2 separate regions of the Homo sapiens genome follow, and region 1 is linked to region 2. The links are chromatin contacts, found by POLR2A ChIA-PET in ENCODE. All regions are on one chromosome and are shown on one strand. Each heading gives the region's core, a stretch centred on a gene start or an enhancer-like site at or near the end of the contact. The rest is flanking DNA. Distances are from core to core; before and after follow the strand shown. Region 1 overlaps PPP6R2 (protein phosphatase 6 regulatory subunit 2). Region 2 overlaps PPP6R2 (protein phosphatase 6 regulatory subunit 2).

Evidence for each region. ChIA-PET counts read pairs that join two places held with the same protein, here RNA polymerase II (POLR2A).
Region 1: POLR2A ChIA-PET joins it to region 2 with 12 read pairs in activated B cell. The contact joins two enhancer-like sites. POLR2A ChIA-PET finds 5 or more read pairs at or near these places in 11 of 52 experiments (AG04450, GM12878, HEK293 and 7 more).

Annotation. Positions count from the first base shown.
Region 1 is chr22:50,371,854-50,377,554 of GRCh38, reverse strand. PPP6R2 (protein phosphatase 6 regulatory subunit 2) reads right to left here. Exons shown (of 24, transcript NM_001242898.2): 2 at 5,405-5,535. Among named protein-coding and RNA genes, the nearest start is that of PPP6R2, 31 kb to the right of the region's middle. Within about 2 kb of position 1,279, at least 2 of the 41 ENCODE cell types and tissues checked have a DNase peak (open chromatin) inside an H3K27ac peak, as active enhancers do.
Region 2 is chr22:50,444,146-50,450,071 of GRCh38, reverse strand. It overlaps PPP6R2 (protein phosphatase 6 regulatory subunit 2), which reads right to left. Exons shown (of 24, transcript NM_001242898.2): 24 at 4,982-5,873. The coding sequence ends at 5,825. It overlaps SBF1 (SET binding factor 1), which reads left to right. Exons shown (of 41, transcript NM_002972.4): 37 at 1,422-1,529; 38 at 1,628-1,839; 39 at 2,463-2,550; 40 at 2,619-2,750; 41 at 2,832-5,072. The coding sequence ends at 2,930. Among named protein-coding and RNA genes, the nearest start is that of SBF1, 28 kb to the left of the region's middle. RefSeq lists enhancers at 4,625-5,471, 5,850-5,926. Within about 2 kb of position 4,676, at least 12 of the 41 ENCODE cell types and tissues checked have a DNase peak (open chromatin) inside an H3K27ac peak, as active enhancers do.

The sequences.
Region 1 (5,701 bases), core at 30-2,529, 69 kb after region 2:
GCTTCATTCTGGGTAATTCCTTCTGACCTGTTTTCTGGTTCACTGATTTTCACTTCACTGTATATATTTTGTTATTAAACCTGTACACACTGAATTATTATTATTATTATTGAGAGAGGGTCTTGTTCTGTCACCCAGGCTGCAGTGCACTTGCACAATGATGGCTTGACCTCCTGGGCTCGAGTGATCTTCCCACCTCAGCCTCCCAAGTAGCTGGGACTACAGGTGTGCACCACCACGCCTGGCTAATTTTAAAAATTCTTTGTAGAGACAGGTTTTCACCATGTTGCCCAGGCTGGTCTTGAACTTCTGGGCTCAAGTGATCTCCCTACCTCTACCTCCCAAAGTACTGGGATTACAAGCATGAGCCACCTCACCTGGCCTGAATTTGTGATACTGAATATTTTATTCTTTATTTCTAGAAGTTCTACATGGTCCTTTTTCAAATATTCTATATCACCTTTTACTGTTTCTTACAAATATTTTTATGTTGTTAAATATTTATTTCTTTTTATTTTTTATTTTTTTGAGACGGAGTCTCGCTCTGTTGCCCAGGCTGGAGGGCAGTGGTGTGATCTTGGCTCACTGCAAGCTCCGCCTCCTGGGTTCACGCCATTCTCCTGTCTCAGCCTCCCGAGTAGCTGGGACTACAGGCGCCTGCCACCGCGCCCGGCTAATTTTTTGTATTTTTAGTAGACACGGGGTTTCACCATGGTCTCCATCTCCTGACCTTGTGATCTGCCCGCCTCGGCCTCCCAAACTGCTGGGATTACAGGCGTGAGCCACTGCACCCAGCCAAATATTTATTTCTTTAAAAATAAGAAGCACACTCAGCCAGCATGCTAGATCACGCCTGTAATTCCAGTACTTTAGGAGGCCGAGGTGGGCAGATTGCTTAAAGCCAGGAATTCAAGACCAGCCTGGGCAACACGGCAAAAACCTGTTTTTACAAAAAATACAAAGAATTAGCCAGGTGTGGTGGTGTGTGCCTGTAGTCCCAGCCACTCAGAAGGCTGAGACAGAAGGATCACTTGAGCCCAGGAGGCGGAAGTTGCAGTGAGCCAAGATCACGCCACTGTACTCCAACTCCAGCCTAGGCGACAGAGTAAGACCTTCTCACACACATACAAAAAGTACACTTTTTTTATAGTCTGTTTCTAACAATTCCAATACCTGAAGTCTTTGAGGAAGTGTTTCTACTGGTTTTCCTGTTTTCATTTTCTGGGGGTTTTTTTGAGACAAGGTTTCACTTTGTCACCCAGGCTGGAGTGCAGCGGTGCAATCATAGCTCACAGCAGCCTCAAACTCATGGACTCAAGCCATCCTCCTGCCTCAGCCTCCCAATATGCTGGGGTTACAGGCATGAGCCACCACACCTGAACTGTACTGGTTTTAACTCAGAGTGGCTTATTTGCTTGTGTGCTTAGTCATTTTTGTCTGTGTACTATTAATCACTGTCTTTAAAAAATATCTGCAGGCGGATCACCTGAGGTCAGGAGTTCAAGACCAGCCTGGCCAACACAGTGAAACCCCGTCCTTACTAAAAATACAAAAATTAGCCGGACACACGCCTATAGTCCCAGCTACTTGCAAGGCTGAGGTAGGAGAATCGCTTCAACCTGGGAGGCAGAGGTTGCAGTGAACCGAGATTGTGCTACTGCACTTCAGCCTGGGATACAAAGCAAGACTCCATCTCAAAAAAAAAAAAAAAAAAAAAAAAAATCTGCAGGGATTCTTTGTATCTTAGGATGAAGGTAACTTCTTCCAGAGAGGTTTTATCTTTGTTCCTGTCAGATGACAAGCTAGAAACACCTTGAATTAAATTCATGCCCGATTTCCCTGAACTACCAGGCAATGTAACTGGGCTAAAAATCCTCACAAAGGCCAATACAGAGCTACAATTCTCAGGAACAGGTTTTTTTCCCTTTTCATCTTTTTGTGCTACATTTAGTAAAAAGACAACCAGATGAGGGCAAGGAACGGTGTGAGGCACATGTGCCTCTAGTCTGCCCTCACACCTTGAGGATAGAGCCCTTCAGAGTTCCATCGGTGTGGGGAGGGTCTCCTTTAGGCTATTTACCTTGAGAGGAATCGAGCTTAACTACTGTTCTTTTCACAAATCCTCTAAACTCAAAGCCCCACTTTGTCCACATGAGCAAATGCCCTCAGGACAAAAGCAGACCCCATTCTATGGTGTTTAAATTACCTTTCTGCGTTATTTTCAGTTAGATTTTGATCCAAAAGTTTCCTGCTTTTTTGTCAGTTCTTTTATTTATGTTTTTTCATCTAACAATTGTGGCTGTTTTTCTGGGGTGGAGGGTGGGGGAGTAGAAGGTAGTCTAACCTAGCCTAACATTCTCAGAAACATAAAACCTTGCCATTTTTCTTGCAAAATTTATTTGATAACACGATTCTATAATAAAACATACATGCTCTCGTCGCTTTGAGGAATTATTCTACTCTCTACTGGCTTCCATTCATGCTGCTGAGACATCTGTTGTCAACCTAGCTAATGTTCCATTTTAGGTAATCTATCTTTTAACTTTACCTTAACACCTTCTTTTTGTCTTTGGTGCTATACGATTTCAGTGTATGGGTGTGGGTTTGTTTTTTTCTTTTTCTCTTTTTTTTTTTTTTTTTTTTGAGACAGAGTCTCGCTCTCGCCCAGGCTGGAGCGCAGTAGCGTGATCTTGGCTCACTGCAACATCCATCTCCCACGTTCAAGCAATTCTCCTGCCTCAGCCTCCTGAGTAGCTGGGAATACAGGCGCGCACCACCACGCCCGGCTAATTTTTGTATTTTTAGTAGACACGGGGTTTCACCGTATTAGCAAAGATGGTCTCAATCTCCTGACCTTATGATCCGCCCACCTTGGCCTCCCAAAGTGCTGGGATTACAGGCGTGAACTACTGCACCTGGCTGGGTTTGTTTTTTTCTAAAAATATTGATTGGGACATATTGTGATTCCTAAACCTATGGATTTAGGTCTTTTATTAGTTTCTGAAAGTTCAAAGCTATTAATACTTCGAATAATACATCTCTTCAATATTCCTGATTTTTTCATTCTAGAATTCCAGCTACATATTTACTACCATCACTGATCTCTCAGGGCTGCACTTTGGATAATGTCTTTCACTGTGTTTCACTTTACCAATTCCATCTGCATCTGTGTTTAATCTGTTTAATCCATATGTTGAATTTTGGTGGGTTTCTTTTTTTTGAGACAGGGTCTGGCTCTGTCACCCAGGCTGGAGGGCAGCGGCACGATCTTGTCTCGCTGCAACCTCCACCTTTCAGACTCAAGCCATCCATCCGCCCAGCTGGGTCATCTTAATTTTTAACGCATCAGAGTGCTCACAGAAATTATATTTGGCCAAGCGTGGTAACTCACACCTATAATCTCGGCACTTTGGGAGGCCAAGGCAGGAGGATCACTTCGGCCCAGGAGTTCAAGACCAGTCTGGACAACACAGTGAGACCCCATCTCTAAAAAAATTGTTTTTAAATTAGCCATGGTGGGCTGGGTGCGGTGGCTCACGCCTATAATAATCCCAGTAATTTGGGAGGCTGAGGTGGGTGGATTGCTTGAGGTCAGGAATTCAAGACCAGCCTGACCAACGTGGTGAAACCCCGTCACTACTAAAAACACAAAAATCAGCCAGGCATGGTGGCTGGTGCCTGTAATCCCAGCTATTCGGGAGGCTGACGCAGGAAATTCGCTTGAACCCAGGAGGCGGAGGTTGCAGTGAGTCAAGGTCATGCCATTGCACTCCAGCATGGGCAACAGAGCAAGACTCTGTCTCACAAAAAAAAACACATAAAAATATATAAATAAATAAATTAGCCGTAGTGGTGCATTCCTATAGTCCCAGCTACTGAGGAGACTTAAGTGAGAGGTTCCTTTCAGCCTAGGTGTACATGGTTGTGGTGAGCTATGATCACACCACTGCACTCCAGCCTGGGTGACAAAGTGAGACCTTGTCTTGAAAAAAAATAAAGAATAAAGAAATTAGGCTGGGCGCGGTGGCTCACGCCTGTAATCCCAGCACTTTGGGAGGCCGAGGCGGGCGGATCACGAGGTCAGGAGATCGAGACCATCCTGGCTAACATGGTGAAATGCCGTCTCTACTACAAATACAAAAAAAATTAGCCGGGCGTGCTGGCGGGTGCCTGTAGTCCCAGCTACTCGGGAGGCTGAGGCAGGAGAATGGCATGAACCCAGGAGGTGGAGCTTGCAGTGAGCCGAGATCGCGCCACTGCACTCCAGCCTGGGCGACTGAGCAAGACTCTGTCTCAAAAAAAAAAAAAAAAAAAGAAAGAAATTATATTTATTCTAATTTATCCAGCATCTCACTGAACTGCAATGGAAGAGCCTCGTAAGAGTATCTTATATTGCTGGAAGCAGAGGTCCTTCCCTCCCCTTTTCATTTTCTGCGTAACTGTGTGGTTTGAATGGCAACTGTGACAGTGTATATGCTGTATCTCACATGTTCCCTGCAAGTGAGACGGAACATATACCTCATTAAATATGTGCAAAACTGTTCCTGTTTTGTCAGAATTAAACTTTGGACAGGGCGCGGTGGCTCACGCCTGCTATCCCAGCACTTTGGGAGGCCGAGGCGGGCGGATCACAAGGTCAGGAGTTCGAGACCACCCTGGTCAATATGGTGAAACCCCGTCTCTACTACAAATACAAAAATTAGCCAGGTGTGGTGGTGCGTGCCTGTAGTCCCAGCTACTTGGGAGGCTGAGGAAGAAGAATCGCTTGATCCCGGGAGGTGGAGGTTGCAGTGAGCCGAGATCACACCACTGCACTCCAGCCTGGGCAACAGAGCAAGACTCCGTCTCAAAAAAAAAAGAAGAATTAAACTTGGGCTTGGAAAGACCAAGCAACTTGCTCAAAAACATGCAGAGCATCTCAAAACCAGACACAGGAGGATCAAAAACCACCAAAAGACAACAGACCATGAGCACATCTGTTTTTTTGTTTTGTTTTGTTTTGTTTTGAAACAGAGTCTTGCTCTGTCGCCCAGACTGGAGTACAGTGACACGATCTCGGCTCACTGCAACCTCCATCTCCTGGATTCAAGCGATTCTCCTGCCTCAGCCTCCTGAGTAGCTGGGATTACAGGTACACACCACTATGCCCAGCTAATTTTTGTATTTTCAGTAGAGACGGGTTTCATCATGTTGGTCAGGCTGGTCTCGAACTCCTGATCTCATGATCCACCCACCTCGGCCTCCCAAAGTGCTGAGATTACAGGTGTGAGCCACAGTGCCCAGCCAGCATATCTTCTAAACTACGTTTTTCGCTGTGACCCATCTTTGAACTTCCACCTGTACAGAACTTTTACATAAATTACACAATAAAACAGAATCAAATTGAAAAAGAAACTTATCTTACCTTCTGTGGAAATCTCTTGTTTAAATCATGTATTCAGGCAAAACAGAAAAACATTTGTGGTTTTTTTCTTGGAGTATATGCAGCTTTAAGAAAATTTTTTTCATTCAGTGGAAGATTTATAATCTCTTTACCTGAAAAATAAGAGGAAAAATCTTGCTTTAAGTTCTTCCTCGGTAAAGTTAACTTATCAAAATGGCAGACAACAGGAAAAGGAGGCAGGGTGCGGTGGCTCACACCTTTAATCCCCACAGAATGGGAGGCCAAGGCGGCAGATCACTTGAGTCCAAGAGTTTAAGA
Region 2 (5,926 bases), core at 3,427-5,926:
TGCACTAGCGCCCCTGGACGTCCCGTCTCTGCCTCCTCGGCTCAGCAAGCTCCCGTGTGTTGCTCTGGCCCTGCCTCCCTGCACTGTGGCTGGGCAGAAAACAGGTGACTGTGGGGCCCATCTTATGTGGTCCCATGTCTTAGGCTCCTGTCTCTCAAGCTGCACTGCTTGTCTGACATCTGGAAACAACGGCTTCCCCTTCTTGTCCAGTTTCATCATTTGCATATGGAGGGAGGGCTGTTCAGACTAATTATCTGTCATGGCTGGAAGTTGACAGTTGGCCTCGTGTTTCTCTTTTGAAGTCAGCCGTCAGTTTTATTGTTGCTCTTTCAAAGAGAGCATGTCTTTTTTTCTTCTGGCAGGTTTTGGGACTTTTCTCTTTGTTTTTCAGCAGTTTTTCTGTCCCATTTTGGGGTGTGTGTGTGTGTGTGTGTGTGTGTGTGTGTTTGTGTGTTTTGAGACAGAATCTCACTTTGCCGCCCAGGCTGGAGGGCAGTGGTGTGATCTCGGCTCACTGCAACTTCCGCCCCCTGAGTTTAAGTGATTCTCCTGCCTCAGCTTCCTGAGTAGTTGGGATTACTGGTGCCTGCCACTGCGTCCGGCTAATTTTTGTATTTTTAGTAGAGTTGGGGTTTCACCATCTTGGCCAGGCTGGTCTTGAACTCCTGACCTCGTGATCCACCCGCCTCGGCCACCCAAAGTGCTGGGATTACAGGCGTGAGCCACCGCGCCTGGCCCTAAAATCACTCTCTTGAATTTACTGTATGTTCTAACTCCTGTTTCATTTCAGGGTCTATTTTAATGTTTTTCTCCATTTTTCTGCTGTTCTTTTATTGTAAGCTGGACATTGTGGACCCTGCAGTGTTGAAGATCAGTATTGTGTGGTCTTTTTTTTTTTTGAGAAGCAGTTTTGCTCTTGTTGCCCATGCTGGTGTGCAGTGGCGCGTTCTCGGCTCACCGCAACCTCCGCCTCCCAGGTTCAAGCGATTCTCCTACAGGCGTGCGCCACCATGCTGGGCTAACTTTTTGTATTTTTAGTAGAGATGCGGTTTCTCCATGTTTGTCAGGCTGGTCTCAAACTCCTGACCTCAGGTGATCGGCCTCCCAAAGTGCTGGGATTACAGGCGTGAGCCACCACGCCTGGCCGGGGTGTGTGTTTTTAACTTACCCTGTTGGGGTCTGTAGTGCTTCTTGATTATGTTGTTTGATGCCTCTGGTTAGTTTGGGAAATTTTTCAACTGTTGTCTCCGAATATTCATTTTGCATATTCCTTCCCTCCCTCTTGCCACCTCCCCCTGTGGCCAGTCACACACGCGTTAGGCCTTTCCGTTGTGTCTCTTTCCTGTGTTTTCCTTTTGTCTTTTCGTGCTCTAGTCTGGATATTTCCTTTTGAATAAACTTGCCATTAATTCTTCCCCCAGGAGCTGCAGAGGCTGGAGACAGAGTTGGGCCAACCCGCTGAGCGCTGGAAGGACACCTGGGACCGGGTGAAGGCTGCACAGCGCCTCGAGGGCCGGCCAGACGGCCGTGTGAGTGAGGGCCAGTGTGAGCGTCCACGGTGGGCGTGTTGCTGGGAGAAAGTGGAGTCTGTCCAGCCCTGACCCAAGTCCCAACCTCCTGTTCCCAGGGCACCCCTAGCTCCCTCCTTGTGTCCACCGCACCCCACCACCGTCGCTCGCTGGGTGTGTACCTGCAGGAGGGGCCCGTGGGCTCCACCCTGAGCCTCAGCCTGGACAGCGACCAGAGTAGTGGCTCAACCACATCCGGCTCCCGTCAGGCTGCCCGCCGCAGCACCAGCACCCTGTACAGCCAGTTCCAGACAGCAGAGAGTGAGAACAGGTATGAGGGCACCTCCCACTGCCACATGGACACCTCTGAGCTGGTGTTCTGGGGTCCCAGGCAGTCCTCTGGTGGGAGATTGCGGGTGCTTTTGAGGAGCTTGCTTAAGTATACACCACCACTGGGAGGGGTTTGGGGTGTCGAACTGGTGACCACAGCTGACCACAGCCTGCAGTGGCTGAGGGAGGAGTAGAGAGAGGGCAGTGGTGGGGCCCCCGTGAGTCTGGAGTCTGGCAGGATCCATCCCAGGCAGCTGCTGCCGTGGCTGCTTCTACAGATCTACCTGCCTGGCCATCCCTCTCCTCGTAAGGGCGCCTGCCCTGTGTAGGGGGCTGCTTTCCCAAGACCCTGAGGCTCTGGTGTGGGGATGCTCCCTGGAGTCTGGAGGGTGTGAGGCGCCCTTCACTGTCTCCTTTCTGGGCGTCGTCTTCTTGGGCCTGCAGCCCCCCATCAAAGGCTTCTTTGTGGCCCCCTGGCCAGTGCTCTGGGCTTAGGTCAGTTCTGGGGACAGGGTGCCTGGTCTTACCTCCTGGGCTGGGACAGCAAGGGGGGGACGACTGCTGGGGCCTGGGCTTGGCTGGGCCATGACGGTCAGCCTGGCCCTGGTTCTGCTGGAAATGCAGGTCCTACGAGGGCACTCTGTACAAGAAGGGGGCCTTCATGAAGCCTTGGAAGGCCCGCTGGTTCGTGCTGGACAAGACCAAGCACCAGGTGAGTGATCAGGTGGTGGGGGGGACTCACGGGGGAGGGGGCTCCGCTGACTCTGTGGCCTCCTCCAGCTGCGCTACTACGACCACCGTGTGGACACAGAGTGCAAGGGTGTCATCGACTTGGCGGAGGTGGAGGCTGTGGCACCTGGCACGCCCACTATGGGTGCCCCTAAGACTGTGGACGAGAAGGCCTTCTTTGACGTGAGCCTTGGCCGGGGCTTGGGAGAGGGGAGGGGCTCTGCGGTGTGGGGGCTGCGGAGTCAGTAACCCGCCCTTCCCCAGGTGAAGACAACGCGTCGCGTTTACAACTTCTGTGCCCAGGACGTGCCCTCGGCCCAGCAGTGGGTGGACCGGATCCAGAGCTGCCTGTCGGACGCCTGAGCCTCCCAGCCCTGCCCGGCTGCTCTGCTTCCGGTCGTTACCGACCACTAGGGGTGGGCAGGGCCGCCCCGGCCATGTTTACAGCCCCGGCCCTCGACAGTATTGAGGCCCCGAGCCCCCAGCACTTGTGTGTACAGCCCCCGTCCCCGCCCCGCCCCGCCCGGCCGGCCCTAACTTATTTTGGCGTCACAGCTGAGCACCGTGCCGGGAGGTGGCCAAGGTACAGCCCGCAATGGGCCTGTAAATAGTCCGGCCCCGTCAGCGTGTGCTGGTCCAGCCAGCGGCTGCAGGCGAGTTTCTAGAACCAGAGTCTATATAAAGAGAGAACTAACGCCACGCTCCTGTGCCTGCCTTCCCCACTCCCCGGCTGCCTGCTCTCGGCCTACCCAGAGGGTCCCATCTGCCCCTATCCAGGCCCACCTGGCGGGAGGTTGGCATCTTTCTCGTGAGCCTCTCCTGGTGCCTGGGTCCACCCAGCTCGGCCTGCATGTCCCTGGGAGTGACTTTGCTCTGGGGGCGGATCGAGCAGGAGGCTTCACTGGGGACTTGCTTGATTCCCTCCACGCCTCAGGGCTGGTCTAGGGGCCGGCACGGCTGGAGAGGAAGCCCCCATCCCTACCCAGGGGATGCAGAAGCTGACCTCACAGAGGCTTGGGGGTGAAAGGGTGGGTGGTCATTTGACCCCAGAAGGCTGTTGCAGGTCCAGAGGACACTTGAGGTGGACGTCAGTTTCTGGCTAGACCCGAGCTGAAGGGATGGAGGCCGGAGGCGGGGGGGGGGGGGGGACAGTGGGCTCCCAGGGGAATGCAGGTTGACCACATCTGGCTCCTGCCAGGCAACGAGCAGCATCTGGCAGAGTAAGGGGCCAACGCCCATGGGGGATGGACCCTCTCAGTTCTTGGGAATTCTGCCCCAAAAGTCCTTTCCCTGGGGTCTCAGAGGGCCCCCGTCCTTCCCTTCTTGGTGTCACTGTGGCCCCTCACTGCTCTTTTCCTATTCAAACCTGAGTCCCACCAGGCCCAGGGCTTCACCTGCTGAGCTGTTGTGTCCTTGCCTGTGACGAGGCCTGGCCAGGGGTGCAGGAGCAGAAGGTGGGGAGGGTTATAGACGCTGCAAAGGCCAAGAGAACATCTGAGAGTGGCAGCTGGTGACCTGGCCAGAGGGGCTGGTGAGGGGCAGAGAACCTGGCTAGAGGCTGGGTCCCTCAGGTGGTCCTCTCAGGTGGGAGGCGAGCAGCAGGTGTGGGTGAGGGGAAGGTTCTGATGACAGCTGCAGAGGCAGGGCCCAGTGCTGGCAGGTGGGGGGCCAAGACCCTCCCCTGGTGGGACGTTGAAGCCAAGGATGGCCTTGGACCCTGTCAGGCCCAGCATGGTCCCGCCACCTCCCCCACCCCACAGGTGGTGTTGGGACACCTGGGCGAGATGTGAGGGTGGGCTCACTTGAGCCACTGAAACCAGCCAGGTCTTCCCTCAGGCCGGACAGATGGCGCCTGACCGAAGTTCCTGGCACCTGGAAAACCCACAGGTCAGAGTAAGGGGAGAAAGGACCCTGCCCTCCCTGTTCCACGTCTGTGGGGGGAGAGGACAAATGCCAGGCACAGGGTAGGCGGCGAGAACAAGGCACTCAATGTGTAGCTGGGGCAGAGACTCGGCCTCTGGGGAGCTGAGCGGGTTCCCTCCACCCCCAACCGTGGTGGAAAGACAAGCTCGCTGGGGCGGGGTGGGGGTCTGGTCTCCACCTGCCCCTCCCACTCAGCCACTGAGGACAAGGTGGGGCCCAGGCTTCTGGGAGGGGGAGCTGGCACAAAAGGAAGTCCTGGGGTTGATGTGTTTGAGCGTTAGGCGAAGTGGTTCCCCCCATCCCCCAAACGGAAAAATGTCAGTATTTGCTAAGCTGTAGAGACCTGATGCCGTGATGTGGCCTGTTCCGCCTCCACCCATTACACGGGGATAACGCTGGGGGGTGGCGGGCCCACAAAAGAGGTGCTGGAGGAGACTCTCCCACCCCTGGCCGGGCCGGGGCTTTGGGGCCGGAAGGTTCACAGTACGCGGTTTGTCCGAACGTCACGGCTTTTATTGGGAGTTGGGGGTTTGGGGTGCCCTGTCAGGTGATCAGAACATTAAAAATGGACTCAACGTAAAATAATCTTCTGGACCCTTCTAGGACGACATGGCCGTGACCGGTAGTGCTAGAAACCAGTCTTCGAGCCCCTAGTGCCACACCATGTCCCCCCACCTGCATACCTGTGGTCTCCCCCTGCCAGGCACCCTGTGCTGGGCACAGGGACATCCCTGCCAGGCCTAGAGGGCCTTGTGTTTTTAAGGCAGTCAAATCTTGCAGCCTGGTTCAGTGCCAGCTCCAAGGGCTATTGGGTAGCTGCAAGGGTCAATTATGCATTCCTGTGAGTCAGGTTTTTCCAACCCAGGCCCTTGACTCTGCCCTGAGCTTGCAGCTGGATACAAAGTGCAAAAAAGCTTGGCTCCTTCTGTATTCTTTAAAAACAAAACAACAACAAAAAAAAAACTGTAAAAACAGCCTCCATGTCCACGCCCTTCCTGGCCCATCAGGTCCTGGTGGCATCTCAGGGTCCTGCCCCCCCCACCCCCACCCCCACCCCGGCTCCTGCAGGCCGACCTTATTGCTGTGCTCTGGGCTTGGGGGCGGCTGAGGTGCCCCTCTGTCCTCCAGCAGGGCACGAGTGACCTGAGAGGCCCACTCAGGCAGAAGAGACGCAAGCTGGGCCGTCCAACTGGTTTCAACTGCCAGCTTTACCAATGCAGCATTTATTTTAAAATTAAATTAAATTAAAAAAAAAAAAGATTGCATCACCAGGTAGTTTTCTCGATTAAGGAGGCAGCCTGACCAGGGTGGGCCGTGGCCGGGCGGCAGCAGCATCACACTGGGCCATTTAAGGCAGCTCCTTCTGGCGGGGCATCTGTCTTCCTGCAGGAATGGGGTGGGGTTGGAACCGTGCGGGCTGCGGGCCCTGTCCACAC